Regions from separate parts of the Mus musculus genome. Here region 2 is linked to region 1. A link is a loop called in an ENCODE intact Hi-C map of the cell type or tissue named here. Cell type or tissue: left cerebral cortex. All regions are shown on one strand.

What was found. Peaks named below come from ENCODE experiments on the same cell type or tissue, not always from the same donor. Only the 100,000 strongest peaks of a DNase experiment are listed, where the experiment ranks them.
Region 2: a loop joins it to region 1, with 2.7 times the contacts of the local background. A loop is called at or near these places in 4 of 42 quality-filtered maps.

Annotation. Positions count from the first base shown.
Region 1 is chr17:43,226,600-43,234,599 of GRCm38, reverse strand. No RefSeq gene overlaps it. Among named protein-coding and RNA genes, the nearest start is that of Adgrf1, 40 kb to the left of the region's middle. In left cerebral cortex, a CTCF peak has its summit at 4,540 (motif pointing right); a DNase peak (open chromatin) is centred at 4,562.
Region 2 is chr17:43,155,507-43,163,506 of GRCm38, reverse strand. E130008D07Rik (RIKEN cDNA E130008D07 gene) reads left to right here and starts at 5,216. Exons shown (of 6, transcript NR_045155.1): 1 at 5,216-5,737; 2 at 7,030-7,091. In left cerebral cortex, no CTCF peak of the experiment used is centred here; DNase peaks (open chromatin) are centred at 4,342, 4,595 and 5,142; H3K4me3 peaks cover 772 bases.

The DNA.
Region 1 (8,000 bases):
TTAGTCATCTTCCTGTACAGCCCTGAAGCCTTGTCTTCCTGAGGTCTAGGCATCTGGGTCCTCTTTTCCTTTGCGAGTACTGAGAATTGAACCGAGAACCTCAGGCAGACTAGCCAAGGGCTTCACCACCAAGACCTATCCTTAGCCCTGTCTTCACTTTGGATTCCGAGACAGCGCTTTGCTAAGTGCCACGGGCTGGGTTTGAACTCCCTCCGCAGGGAATTCAGCTGGAATTGAACTTGTGATTCTCCTGCCTCAGACTCCAGAATAGCATAGCGTGTGGTACAGATTACAGAAGGTGAAAGATGTGTCAAATCTGGACTCAAAAGACTGGGGAAGTGATTTAGCAGCCTACAACTGACTTGCTGCAGAACTTTTTAAAAAATAATTATTTATCAGCAAACATAATGTCATTTATTTTCTAGGTTTGTGGAGGGGGGTAACAAACAGCAAAGTAAGCAAAATTTGTGTTCTTATAGACTTCACTACTTATTCATTTGGCTACTTTTTTTTGTTTTGTTTTGTTTTGTTTTGTTTTGTTTTGTTTTGTTTTGTTGAGACAGAATCTCACTCTGTAGCCTCCCATGGCCTGGACCTCACCATGCAGCCATGGCTGACCCCAAGCTTGAAGAAACCTCTTTCTCTCGGCCTCCCGGTCCAGGATTATGAATGTGAACCTTCAGGCCTACCAAAGCTTATCTTTCAGGTGGGTCAACCGGGCATAACCAAACAGGCCAGCACATGGAAACAGACACAATGCCAAGGAGTGGATGGTCTGTGAAAACATGTTTGTAAAATGGGAGAAGAGTGTACCAGGATGCTTCAGCAGAGGGTAGAGGAGGATAATGCTAACTGCAGAGTGTTCTTTCAAGAAAGCTCAAAGGTAACAGCAATACATTTTAACCTATTGCCCACTAAAGAAATAGAATTCTCTCTCTCTCTCTCTCTCTCTCTCTCTCTCTCTCTCTCTCTCTCTCTTTCTCTCTCTCTCTCTCTCTCTCTCTCTCTCTCTGTGTGTGTGTGTGTGTGTGTGTGTGTGTGTGTGTGTGTGTGTATGTGTGTGTATAGTTCCAAATAACGAGAAAAAAAGAAACAAAGAATGAAAGGGAGAGAAAGAAGGAGGGGAGGAGAGAAGTAGAAGAAAGAGAAGGAGAAGGCAAAAGAGGAGAAGGACGACGACGAGGAGGGGAAGAAGAAACCTCTTTCTACAAGATAATCTTGGAGGCCCTGGGTCATGCCTTCAGCTGTTTGCTAAGGCTCTATATGCCAGTCTGCCAGTCTACCAGTCATTTTCTCTGCCGTTGTTCAGTGCTGCTCCCTCTGTGTTTCTGTTTATGCTTTTGTTTCTGCGGGGGAAATAGCTTGACTTTGTTAGCCAGTGAGTGATAAATGTAAACACTCCATAGGGAGTGGTAGCTGATGATCGAGTCCGTGGGTCACCTCTGTTCCACAGCATTCGGGGTTCAGCACAGGGATGGGGCTTGGGATACAAACAGTTTTGTTTTGGACGGACCTGTCCACCAAGCGGTAGGGACTTCCTGTTCAGGAAGCAAGCGTGCAACAATCAGGCCAGTGGAATCCCTCTGCCCAGACTGACAGAGAGCGAGCGCCACTGTGCAACCACATCCTGCCCCAGAAAACACCTGCCTGTAGCAACACTCTGACCAAGCTCTGGTCTGACTCTCAGATGAAAGCCAGCTGACTGAGGACTCAGCATTCCTCCTGAGAAGCAGACATGTTTTTATAATTGCAATTTGCTGGGCTTGTTGCTAAGGGGTTTCTATCAGAGCAAAGCTTGCTGAAGGCTATAAAATGTTTGACCTAGAGGGTGTAGGTCACTGCCTGCTGGGGTAAATGTCACGATGGGGAATTAGATGATAAAAAAAATTTTGTTTTAAATATTTTTTGGCCTGAGAGTCAAAAGCCCATCTCGATATGATTGAATGTTCTGCTGTTCCATATATTTTCTTCCTAAAACCTCTTTCTTCATATTGGCTAGTGTGTGTACGTGTGTGTGAGCGTGAGTGCACATGGATGTATATGGAGATTAAAGAATATCAGGAATCCGTTCTTTTTTTAAGCCTTGTTTTAGGGGCATCTCTTGTTTTTTTTTTCAGGGTTCTGGGGATCGAATTCAAGTAATCAAACCCATATGGCAAACATTCTCAATCACTGGACCATCTCAGTGCCCCTGACCCCAAACCTCTTATGGAATGTTTATAGAATCCCTTAATAACCAGGGGGCAAGATGGTCCCCGGCGAACCTCATTCCCTTCCTGGTGTCCATAGCTCATGTGGTCTCCTCATGCTGAATCAGGACTGACATGTGTGACCAAAGACACAGTACACGTGATAGAGTCTCGCTCCTGAGATCGGGTCAGAGAAGTACTGCATAGAGCTGCTGACTGGGCCGTTTAGATGGTTCACCCTCAGGAACTACCAGGCCACAGGGACCCTTGGCAGATCCATAAAGAGTCTCACTGTGACATCGCTCCGATCACTAAGCATGTAATGAAACAGTCCTGGAAGTCATTTCTCTGTTAAGCCTTTTGGTGACCATGACATGATAGCAATCTTACAGGAGTAAGCTCCCACCTAGAGAGGTCTCCCCTGAATTCTGGCCCTTGGTCTTGGTGGAGAGACAATGGTGATGTAATACACTAGATAAATTTGGTAGCCATTTGAGATCCAGTGAGAAAGAAGTAAACACAAATCCTCTTCTGAGGCTTCGGGATCTTGTAGAGGAGAAGTTTGAATTCTTGAGACAGAGTTCATACAGTGAATGTTAGATCATATTGCTCGAGGCAATGGCAAACATTTTTTTTTTTTTGGAGAATTCTTTCCTGTAATTAGCATTGGCTTTTTGACGTCCACTTTTGCCTTTATGAAATTCCAGAGCACTCACATGTAAAAGTCTTACACCATTGCCTTTAAGTCTGGCCTCATCAATGCCCTGGACGTGATGTTATTCTCCTTACAGTCTATAGCTGATGTGGTGGGTTTAAATACGAGCCACTAGTTGAAGGCTGGTAAAGATTGTTCTGGTATCTCCATAGCACTACTAACTTGCAGTACCCAGGACCTTAGAGAGTTCATGCTCCAGAGGGAGCCAGCAAACATACACACCCACACAGTCAGCTGGAAGGTGAACCAATGAAAGAGTATGGATGGAGAGAATTCAGGTGGTCCGTCCACTGCTGTCTGCCTCAGTTTCCGGGTCAGCACCTCAGCTGCAGAAGAGGGCAGAGATCTAGTCATATATATGTGTATATATGTGTGTGTGTGTATACATATATGCATACATACATACATATATATGTCATATAGTCACATACATATATGACACACACATATAGTCGTAGAAATACATCACAGTGACTGGAATGCAGAAAGCAGAGACACAATCCGCTCTCCAAATGGGTGTTTGAGATGCTGAGGTGTAGCAAAGTCCTCTTAGACTGAGTTGTGGGCCTGAGCTTTGGAATTCCATTTTAGAGGGATGAAAAGGAGGCGAGGAGGCTGGCATCCTCTCTCTGATGCTCAGCATCGCCGCGGGCAGACTTCTCAGGCTTCCTCTGTCACAGCTGTGCAAGCCCTCCATCTCCTCCCTGCTGCCTCTTCCCCCAACGTGGCCCTTTCTGTAACAGTTTGAGTCACACATTAGTAACTTACCAGTAAGTTCAAGCAAGGCCTTGAAAGCAGAGGACAGAATTCCTCTTCTTAAGGAAATCAACGAGGTAAGTTTGACTCCTGTATGGATTGAGTGCTTTTACAAATGCTAGGCCGCTTTCTCCAGGAGTCATATAGCCATTCTGTCATATGTCTGACATATTGTCGTCTCCTCCTCCTCCTCCTCCTCCTCCTCCTCCTCCTTCTCCTCCTCCTCCTCCTCCTCCTCCTCCTCCTCCTGCAGGACAGGGTTCTACTTTGTAGCCCTGCCTGGCCTGGAACTTGATATAGAAATCTGGCTTGCCTCAAACTGAAAGAGATCCTTCTGCCTCTGCCTCCCAAGTGCTGGGATTAAAAGTGTGCACCACCACCACTGCCCACCCTGTCTTCTCGACAAGCCTTCAATCTTTCATTTTGAGGCAGCATCTCCGTCTGAAGCCTAGACTGTGTCAAAAGTTCCTATGCAGTCCAGGCTGGCCTCAAACTCCCAGTGACCCACCTGCCTCAGCCTCCCAAGTATTAGATGTTTCAGGTTCATACAGTCACATTCAGCTTAGTCTTGAGTCCTGTTATACCTCGTACCTTCCTACAGGAAACACAGAAAGTGAGCCTGGCTCTCTAGATACCCTGGAAACCTCTTCCATGGGATGTGGTACTGCCGAGGCCACATTAGCTTAAGACAATTAAGCAGCCTCAAATACCACTAGCCCCAAGGTCATGTGGCACTACACACTCAGTGTAGCATTACAAAGTATTTCTCTCCAAAGCCCCTCAGCTTTCATCACTAGGTAAGAGCAGCCAAGGGCAAAAACCCTTCCTCCTTTTTTCTTCCTAGATTGGTTTTTCTCACTTCAACCCCCAGAGGGCGCTAGTCTTCAAAAAACCCACCAGACTAGCAAGGCAGGGAAGTGCAGAATGCCAGCTGTTCACCCTGCAGGGAGGGAAAACCCTTGGCAGTTCTCCGTGAATAATTTACACTGGTGAAATCTAACCACAGGCTTTAATAGCACTTGTAAGTGGGTATCTTCTCCCCTAATGGTAAAGAAGCCCCAAGCCATGCTTTATCTTTCTTGCCATTTCTTCTCTTCTCTCAGCCACTGTCTCCGGGCACTGGGAGACTTTCTCCAGAAGCTAAACCCATGCTTCTCACTTCGCGTCCGTCCGGTTAGTATCAGAAAAATGGGAGACGCCAGGCATTGCAGGAGCCAGACATTTGCAGGCTGTAAGACTTCAGGACTGCAAGAGAGCAAAGGACACCAGTCTTGGGGTTCCAGAGATCTTGCCTCCTATCCGGACTTTGGGTACATAGTAGAACCATAACTCAGCCTTACTTATGCCTGAAACGATCGTCAATCTTGTCGATTCTAGCCATAGAACAAATTCATCTGGACATGCAGCATGCTAGCACAACGGGAATGCATTTCAAAGTGAGTTGTGTCCCAAGGTCCCTCTTACCACCTTCTCAGGACATACACATTGACACCAACTCTTGAATGGTCTCCTACAGAAGCCTCACCACTTATGCGAGTTAAATTACTTCCTTTCCCTACCCAAAATAAACCCCAAACCCTCCCCCCCCCAAAAAAAAATCACTTGTTTTTTTTTTCATTTGCCTGGCATCCTGCCAAACATTAAGGATGAAGTAAGGTTATTTGAGATCCAAAAGCAAGATAATCGAAAAGGCAGGTGGAGGAATGAAGAAGAGTCAAGAGAGACCTCAGAGGCAGACAAGGTTGGAAATTGCTTAGCAGGAACGCCTTTTATAGTGTAGGGAGTTATGCCTCCCCTGTGCCCACTTGAATACCTGATGTCTTCAGACCAGGCTTAGAAAGTTACAGGTTTTTCTGAATTGAGAAAGCCCAAACACAGACCTTGAGAAAGTGCCCTTCCTTTGTAGCTGAAGATGCTTTCAACAGTCACTGAGCTAGGACCACGGAACAGGGACAACTGTAAATCTCCAGATTGCTGCATGCTGTCCTCAAGGGTCTTTCTGTCTAGCAAGGGACACAAACAACAAACAAGTGGTTACAACACAGTGAAATAAACATCATCTGTGTTTGAGACAGGTGTCACATGCTTAGGACCTGATTAAAGGAGATGGGGTTCTGGGCTTTGTTGCAACAGCCTGCATCCTTCATCACTTGACATCTCTAGATGCCAAGCTGACTTGTCTGGAACAAACTGTCTTCCAGTTCCTCTTCCCCATCATATCACATGACTTCTGCCTCTCCAATGATCCTAAGGAAGACTCATGAATTATGCTTTAAGATGCCATGAGATGAACCCTAACCAGATCCCAGGCTCATAAGGTATGAAGAACGATATATTTAAGTCTTCATTCATCATGTGTGTATCTTTTCCAAACATGTTTCTAATTTTTATTGATTTTTTTTAATGTGGTTTGAGAATGTCTGGTCTTCTCATTATAAAATTGTGCCTGCTTTAAAAACATGGCAATCGTCAACCACCCCAGCCACATCGGGATCTGTCCTGGGCTTACCGTTAAAAGAACCAAGTCCTGGAGAAACCCTCATTCAGAGTGAACTGCTACAATGGCTCTGAGCTGCATTCTTCATTACACAGGGCATAGGGGGGAAAAAAAAGAAGGGCAAATCGTGCGGAAAACAGTTGCTCCACAAGGCCCAAGGTGCTTCCTGGATCTGAAGAGGAAACCTGTAATAATTAATAAACACAAACACCCTTGTGAATGATGACAAAGTTATGTACAAGAAAACAAGTACCACACACACTGAAGTTACCCAGAGTGACTCGGATGTGTGTTTTTCTGGGAAAACGCAGAGGCTGATAGCATGGGCTCTGGTGTAAGATATGCGGTCTCCAGTCAATCACTTATCGCTTATATTGCTGCGTGACTGGTCAGTTGCATAATCTGTAAATTAATTTCCTTTGCTGTAAAACTGTAATGCACCTACTTTGAAGTGTTCTCTCCTTTAATGCTCTGGGGAGATGGATGGCTCAGTGGGTAAAGCCCTCGCTGGGTAAGCTGAGGACCTGAGTTCAGATCCCAGCACCCCATGTGAAAGCCAGACACAGTGACAAGTACCTGTAATTTCAGTGATGGCAAGGTGGAGACAAGAGGGTTCCCAGTACTTACTTAGCCGCTACTCTAGCTGAAGCAAAGAGCTCCGAGTTCATTGAACAACCCCCTGTCTGGAAAAATAAAGAGGAGGCATGGAAAGAAGACTCAGAGGGTAAAGGGTGCTTGCCACAAAAGCCTAACTTCCTGAGCGCAACCCTCAGAACCACATTAATGTGAGCAGAGAAACTCAATCCCACAGAGTTGTGATCTAACGTCCACACACATGCTATAGTATTGTATCATAAAGACATCACACATATATACACATCATATACCCTCATGCTAATGATGAGGATGATGAACACAGCTTTTTAAAATGAGGTAGAGATTGTGGAAAAATAAGACATCAAACATCAAAACTCTCTCTCTCTCTCTCTCTCTCTCTCTCTCTCTCACACACACACACACACACACACACACACACACACACACACACACACGTTAGAGACAGAGACAAAAAAAATCCATCACTGTACACGTACTATAGAGAATACTCGTTGATATCATTGGCTATGAAAAGAAGAACAGGAGAAGGAGGAGGAGGAGGAAGAGAAGAGGAGGAGGAGGAGGAAGAGGGGGGGAGGAGGAAAAGGAAGAGGCAAACAACTTGGCATTGCTTGCCTGGGTTGTCGCTGGCAATAAAGACAGTGAGGAGACATGAAGCAACAAACAAAGTTGCGTGCAATTTGAAGAATGCATGGTCTAGAAGCTCTTCCTGTGAGTGCTCCTCCAGCACTGTCCATCCTCTTCGCTACCCCCTGAAGGCTGGTCTACGTGGCCATGGACAATAGCTGTTTGGCCTTCCATATTCTAGGTGGATTTGGCTCAAACTAACTGGCTACATTTCTCCACTAATGAGTATTTCTGGGGGGTCCTTTCTTGTCTTCTGATTCTGGGGAGCACCCTCTGACCTCCTGAGTTTAAAATACCGACAGTTGCTATGCATTGTGTGACCCACCTTGGGGTTCTCTGCCGTTCTTTGGAGACCCTAGCACACATTTGCAAGTTATCCCTCTGGAAGTCTCTTGCAGTTACTCAGCTGAAACTGCCTTTTGGATAGTGTGGAACTTTGACAGACACAGAGAAAATGGGCTTCAGGGTCAGTGGTCCTAGGACAAACATTTGGAAAACGGCTCTAGACAGGCCGCATCAGAAACACTGAGAGAGCTGCTGAGAAATACAGACCTCTGATTCCAGGGGTGGCCGGCTGAGTCTCAGAACACATGGAAAT
Region 2 (8,000 bases), 71 kb after region 1:
TCTCAGAGGACAGATATGCCAGGCTCTTGTCTGCAAGCATAACAAGAGTATCATTAAATCTTAAGGATTAGTTCCTGCCCACGGCACGGGTCTCAAGTTGGGCTGGTCATTGGTTGGTCGTTCCCTTTGTCTCTGTTCCATCTTTGTCCCGGAACTTCTTGTAGGCAGGACAAATTTAGGGTCAAAGGTTTTGTGGGTGGGTTGGTATCCTTTTCCCTCTACTGGGAGGTCCTGTCTGGCCACAGGAAGTGACCATTTCAGACTCCATATCCCCCATTACAAGGAATCTCAGCTAGAGGCCCCTCATAGTCTACCTGGAGCCTCCCCTGTCCCAGGTCTCTGACACATCCTAGAAATGATATGGCAGCCTCCCCACCCCCACCCCACTCCCACCTGCCACAAATTTCCATTCACTCTCACAGCCCCCTTTCCCCTTCTCTCCCTACACCTGATGACCAACTCCCCATTTCCCTCCCCAGCCCCTCTCTCAACCAGTTCCTTCCCTCCATCCCCTCCAATGACTATTTTGTTTCTCCTCCTTTACTGGCTGGTTTTATGTGCCAACTTGACACAAGCTGAAGTTATCACAGAGAAAGGAGCCTCCCTTGAGGAAGAAATACCTCCATGAGACCCAGCTGTAAGGCATCTTCTCAATTAGTGATCAAGCGAGGAGGGCTCATTGTGGGTGATGCCATCCCTGGGCTGGTGGTCCTGACTTCTATAAGAAGGGAAGATGAGCAAGCTAGGGGAGCAATCCAGTAAGCAGCACCCCTTCATGGCATCTATATCAGCTCCTGCCTCCATGTTTCTGCCCTGTGTGAGTTCCAGTCCTGACTTCCTTTGGTGATGAACAACAATGTGGAGGTGTAGCTTGAAAAAGCCCTTTCATCCCCAACTTGTTTCTTGGTCATGATGTTTTGTGCAAGAATAGAAACCCTGACTAGGACACTTTCTCAGTGAGATTAAGCATCCTCCCTTGAGCCCTCCTTGTTATTTAGCATAATTGGGTTTCTGGTTTATAGCTTGGGTATCCTGTATGTATACTTATGGCTAATATCTACTTATAATTTTGGAGCTGGGTTACCTCATTCAGGATGATATTTTCTAGTTCCATCCATTTGCCTGAAAACTTCATGATGTCCTTGCTTTTAATAACTGAGCAATGTAATTGAATCGAAGACAGAGAAATAAACTCACACATGTATAGACACTTGATTTTTGACAAAGAAGCCAAATCCATACAATGGAAAAAAGAAAGCATCTTCAACAAATTGTGCTGGTCCTACTGGATGTCTGCATGAGGAAGATTGCAAATAGATCCATACTTATCATCCTGCACAAAACTCAAGTGCAAGTGGATCAAAGACCTCAGCATAAAACTGGATACTCTAAAACTAATAGAAGAGAAAGTGGGGATAGCCTTGAATGCACTGATACAGAAGAGAACTTTCTGAACAGAACACAAATGGTTCAGGCGCTAAGATCAACAGTTAATAAATTGGACCTCATGACACTGAAAACCTTCTATAATGCAAGGGACATAATTAATAGGAGAAAAAGGCAGCCTACATGATGGGAAAAGACCTTCAACAACCCTACATCTGACAGAGGACTGATAAATAAAGAACTCAAGAACTTAAACACCAAGAAAACAAATAATCCAATCTTAAAAAATAGAGTACAGAGCTAAACAGAGAATTCTCAACAGAAGAATCTTTAATGTCAGAGGAACATTTAAAGAAATGTTCAATGTCCTTAATCATCTGGAAAATACAAATAAAATGACTCTGAGATTCCACCTTACATCTATCAGAATGGCTAAGATCAAAAACTCAAGAGTTAGCAAATGCTGGTGAGGATGTGGAGCGAAGAGAACATTCCTCCATTGCAGGTGCAAACTTGTACAACTGCAGCCTCCCCACCCCCAGCCTGGAACCTGCTGGCTCAGGGGTGGAGTTTCCCGCTCATTCATTCTGCCACGCCCACTGCTGGACCGTGCTGCTTTGCTGCTTGGAGCCACACACGTGTTCACCCTGCTACTGGACTCCAAGACCAGTTGGCGGGAATCGGGTTCCCTCCCCCTTCCTTTATAACTGAATGTCAGAACTAGTAAAATTGAGCTTTGAACAGGATGAACTTGTCTTGGCTCCGTTTCTTCTTTCTCCCCGACTAGTTCCTCCCTTAGCTCGAGTGGCCATCTCAGTCACGTTCACGTTGCGAGCTGCTGGCCGGCCACAACAGTACAACGACTCTGGAAATCAGCTTGGTGATTTCTCAAAAAATTGGGAATAGTTCTACCTCAAGACCCAGCTATACCGCTCCTGGGCGTGTACCCAAAAGATGCTCCACCATACCACAGGGATACTTGTTCTACCAGGTACATAGCAGCTATATTTGTAATAGCAAGAAACTGGAAACAACCCAGATGTTTCCCAAAGAATGGATCAAGAAAATGTGATTCATTTGCACCTGCTATTTTTTTTAATCTCACACTTTTATGACTTACACACTTTTATAGGATAGTCTCTGAATGTCTCATGAAAAGTCAAGAAATGCATACTACACAAGTATAGGGAAGAGATTAAGCATGGAGTTTGCTTTCACAGGGCGCATCATTCAGGGAGGATCCTTACATTAATTGGATTGCAATCAAATGAAACTATAAAGACTTGTGCAGAACTCCATACAAGTTCATAACATCCAGATCCAGCCACATATTTCAAAGGCTCCCCAAGGAAATGGAAAACAGGTTGGGATCTGAAGAAACAGGACAGGAACTTATCTGATGGAAGGTGTTAAAAACAGAGAACAAACACACATCGAAATCCACAAATCCCTACCACAATGTCACCTGCCTCCAAGTCCTCAGACAGCATTGTTGTTATTTGGACTTTTAGCTCCCATGTGCTGGACTATGGGATGGTACCAGGAGTCTGAGAGCTGCAATTCACAGTGGCCTACTGTGCTCTGACAAGTTGCAGTAGTCAAGTCCCATCCCTTCCCACAGTCACCAACTCAGTCCAGAGAGAGAGAGATGCATAAATCTGATATCTTTCCCCAGCATTGTCTAACCTGGCCAAAAAATGTGTATGGGATGTGTGTGTGTATCTTTCTCTCTCTCTCTCTCTCTCTCTCTCTCTCTCTCTCTCTCTCTCTCTCTCTCTCTCTGTGTGTGTGTGTGTGTGTGTGTGTGTGTGTGTGTGACTTTATTTGAGGAGAAGGGCTCACGTGCCAATTTAAATGTGTACAGATCAGAGTCTGTTTTCTCCTTCTTCCTTGTGAGTCCCAAAGATTGAGCTCCCACCATCAGGGTTGGTGGCAAGCCTTCTCTACCCACTAAGCCATCTTGTCAGTCCCAAAACTGACTCTTTAAATGACAATGAGAAAAAATATTGGTAGGGAGAAAGATCAACGTTTTATAAACATGTGCCCTCCACAAAACAAGATAATTAAGATCCTGATATAAATTAGCTCTATAGAAATGATTGTCAAGGAAGGGAGGAAACAGAGACCAGCAAGGTTAAGCTACTTGCTCTTGGCGACACAGGTAATAAGGAATTGCATCAAGCTATGGTACCCTCCTCTCCCTGGTAATAAACCCTGTGTCTGTATTACACCCTGCAGCCAACAACAGACTGGGGGGAAATACACCAGACCAGTGGTTCTTTGTGTTGTAATATCCAAAATGAATTCAAGACCACCCAGTACCTTCCTCCTTCGAAAAACACTTTCCAAACTGTACTTGCAGGCCACGTGCAGAGCCAGATAGGGAAGCCGGCTGACTAAACAAATGTAAAAACATAGTTTTGGTGGTCAAAATGATTAAGCTTGCAACTACCAAAACAATACTAGCTGTTCTCAGAGAAGTAACCATAACAAGATTAGCAATTCTCCTGACCCCTGCCCCACACTGAATTCTGACAAAGACCACAAACCACCCTGAGCTTGTTGTGAGAATTCCCTTGACGTTAATAGCTGTGATGTTAAAGTACTATTACTTTGCTGACCAAATCATAATAACCCACCATGGGGGCAAGCAAAGTAGTCACTGGGCCATAGGGTTACTTAGTCACTATACAAACCAACCAATGCCTGAAAGGGTTACTTGCTACACCAATAAGAACCCTGTTACTCAAATCTGCCCCTTACAAAGGTATAAAAAATGTGATCTTTCTTTGTTCTGGGTCTCTCCTCTGGCCTGCGTGCTGAGAGGGGTGTCCCCAACATGTTGGATCAATAAAAATCCTCATGCGGTTTGCAGCGATGGCGGCGGTCTCTGTGGTCTTTCTGAGTAAGGGTCTTTTGACTGGCTACAACAGTGTGTGTTCTTAAAATCAGCAACATCAATGCCCCACCCGGGGATTTATTATAAATACAGATTCTCCAGCTCTTCACCAGCTAGCTTACTGAAGGAGTCAGGAATCGTAGGTGCAAGGCACAGCAACCTGCCAATGAGCTCTGGTTCTAAGAAGCAGCGCACCAGGTCAGCGTGCTTCCGAACATCTGACGAAGAGACTTTAAACCCCCACTTACTATTTTTAGAGCATTTCTTCTCCAAACACAAACAGTGCCTTGGGGGTTTTAACCTCTAAGGAAAGTGCTTACATTGGTACTGGGAACGTGCAGTTGGCAGCAGCAGACCAGCTGCTGTTCTGCACACAGATGCTTTTTGCTGGGATATAAAAACAATCCGGCAGAGCGCGGGCCCCAGCCCCCAGGCTTGGGGGGCTAACAACGTGTACATTTTCCATGCCCCTGGAGAACAGCAAGCCTCAGAGGAGTAAAAAGAGACTTCCTGTCCCTTTGTAGTTATCAAAAATAAAAAATAAAATTAAAAAAAAATCTAAGGCGAGACTTCAAAGCTCAAAAGAGGGTTCCCACCATCCTTAATAAAGAAAATCCATCCAGCCCCACCCTGACCCCAGACAGAGAGAGTCATCCCTGGGGAAGCATTAAGTTAATCACTGTGGTACCCTTTGGGGCAAAATTAGTAACAGGAACTGTGTTTGAAGGCTCTTGGTAGTGAGGCTTTCCCTGCGACAGGCAGAGGAAATAGTGGAAACAAGACGCAGGCTGCGGGGTGCCTGGAAGCAGCAGGCATTAGGGTTGCTAGTCAGTGCAGTTGGATTGACAGGAGTGGGAGTGTACATCTGGGCCTAAGGGTGTGTCTAAGGCTGGGAAATGCCTTTTGTTACAGAAGGTGGCACGCCTCCTCCTCTCATCTCCCTGCCAAGACCTCAAATAAAATCGTTTCCTCCTGAAAATGCCCATCTCGGAACCTTGGCTGTGCCCCGAGGGAGGCACCGGAATGGCAAAAGTGAGGACATACGGCTGCCAGCATCGTCTATGCTCTAGATAGGGGTCAAATGTCAACTTTCTGCCAGGTCCAGCCCGGATGTGAGGGCTGTGAAGGCAACAACCAAGGAACCATTCCTTCGGATGGAAGTCCTATGGCAGAGAGAAGCTGATGTTTGAATTTTCCTGTAGAGCCCTTGAGGTTCCATGAATCAGTCTGGGAAGGATGCAGGTTAAGTGGGAAGCAGAAGCCCTCAATCACGTGATGACGGAAAAGCCGAAAAGGCTGGGTTATACCCTTAGGAAACCTATTTGTTTCTTGGCTCCCTGCAGGGGCATGCACACTAGCAAAGGCTCAATCCCTTCATTATTCATTTGATCACAAAAGAAGGAATGAGAGGAAAAATACTTTTATTTTTCACCAAGCAATCACCAAGCGCAGGTAGGAGTTGGGTGTTTCTCTTTCCTATCTTGATGAATAGCTGGGGCTTGGGGGGGCTTGTTTTGTTTTTCTTGGCTTTTGTGTATATCCGTTTCTTGTTGGTGGGCTTGGCTTTTTGTTGTTTTGATGATGTTTTGGGTTTTTTCTTTCTTTCTTTCTTTCTTATTTTTTTTTTTCAGCAGGTGCTAGTCACAAAAAACAGCTAGGATGAAAGAATGTACTTTTTGGTAAAAAGGCTTCCAGGGTTGCAGAAAGACTGGATACAAAGACTTAGATGGGCGCTTAGGCTCGATAGTCCAGTCCTCTTCTAGGCGAGCTGAGTTTGGTTTCCAAGGGACACATCTGCCTGTAACTCCAGCTCGGGAGGTGGGGGCGGTGGGGGGGGGGGGAATCCAATGTTCTCTTCCGGTCTCTTAGGGTACTGCACCCATGTACACACACACACACAAACACACACATACTTAAAAATAAAAATAAAAGAATTATTTTTAAACAACCCAACAGGTTGATAGGGCTGGAGATATGGCTCATTGGCTGCTCTTCCAGAGGACTGAGGTTTAATTCCAACATCTATATGATAGCTCATAATCTCCTGTAACTCCATCTCCAGGATACCTAATACCTCCTTCTAACCTCTGTGGGCACTTGCACTCTCATGCACATACAAGCATATGTAATTGAAAATAAAATAAAATAAAGCAATAGTATCATAGATAATATTTTGGTATTTGTCTTATAATGCCCAAAATTAACCTGTAAGCCTTACCTGCCCAGAAACCCAGTAACTTCCTGCAATGCTGGGAATTATAGTTCTTAGGAAACAGCAAAGCATCATGGGAAAGTACAGTGGCCTATAGGTTTGCCCTTTGCCCCTGCAACCCATGGCTCAGGCCATTCTCAGGTGGGAAGTTCTGTGAAATGGTCCCAACTAAGGTCCATCCCTTGGTCAATATCTAATATTTAATAAAGGTTGCTTTAAATTTGGTCCAGAATGTTGGAGTTGTTCCCCCCACCCCACCCCCCGCATATCCCAGAATTAACAGTCTCCCAAATCAACATGTAAACTGTAAAAGACACTTAGTGGAGGGAAGAGAACACTCTTGTCAGGTGTCTGTCCTCCGCCTTTTCTGTTGGTGAGGGCCAGGTTCCTGCAGGCTTGCAGGCCACCTCTGACTCACTCCCGGTGGCGGCAGCTGCTGCTCTTCATCATTTTCTTCTTTGGCAGTTCCATACCTGTATGTAATGAATTTTAATAGTCTTATCCTTCTCTTTCTCCCACTTGAAACCCTTAGTCTCAACGAAGAGCCCCTCCTTCTTTCATGTCTTCTTTTGTGTGTGACTTACTCAGTCTAAGGTAAGTCGCCTGCCTGAGCGTGGGTGGGAGTTTATTTCCTGGAGCATGGGTAACTTGTCAGCTTCCGTGTCACTGCAGAGGATGATAGCTACTCCCTTGGCAAGCACTAACTTCTGTTAGTCCTGAAGGGAGGGGTGGGGCCTCAGGGGACCCTCCCACACACTTGATGAATGCCCAGTCGCCTGCAGCTCTAGTGCAGGTCACCACATGAAGACAACAGCTATGTCAAGCCCAGAATGGCTTTTACATTCTTTCTGTCTCCTCTTCCCTGAGCATTGGAGAGGGTGATAGAGTTGTCCCATTTAGGGCTAATTATGACTCCAGCCTTCTTAATCGCAAATCAAATGTTATTGCTACACTCTTCCTGGGTCTGTCTCCTCAGACCCTTTCTTGAAGTCTGCCCAAGGACCATCAACTTCACAATGGAGAAAGAAAAAGGCTACCTCCAATAACACTGCTGACAGATCAGTCCATGGTCTTCCAAATGAGAATCACAGCAGTTTCTACTAAGGGTTTTGCTCTAATCCTAACATTTCTGGCTACAGGCATGGGTCTTCCCTTGCAGGGAATGAGAGGTGTTCTGGGTTTCACCTCATCTACATCCATCCCCATCACTCAGGTGTTACTGGTTTTGAAGGGATGAAGGGAACATAAAGAGCAGCTGAGGCTTGGCACTCTGAGAGGCCATGGAAGGCCATTGGTGAAGATGCAGCCTCAGTTGCACTTGACAGCCCAGGACTGAAGGGGTCATGAAAAGAAGTTGAGGCTTGGCACCATGGAGAGAACCTATGAGAGGTTATTGGTGAAGCCTCGTTGCAGTAGAAGGCCCCAGAGTATTGGAGATACCAGTACTGTAGGAAGCCAACTCTAAGATGGCTCTGGGCACCAGGTGTGCCATTGTCATAAACA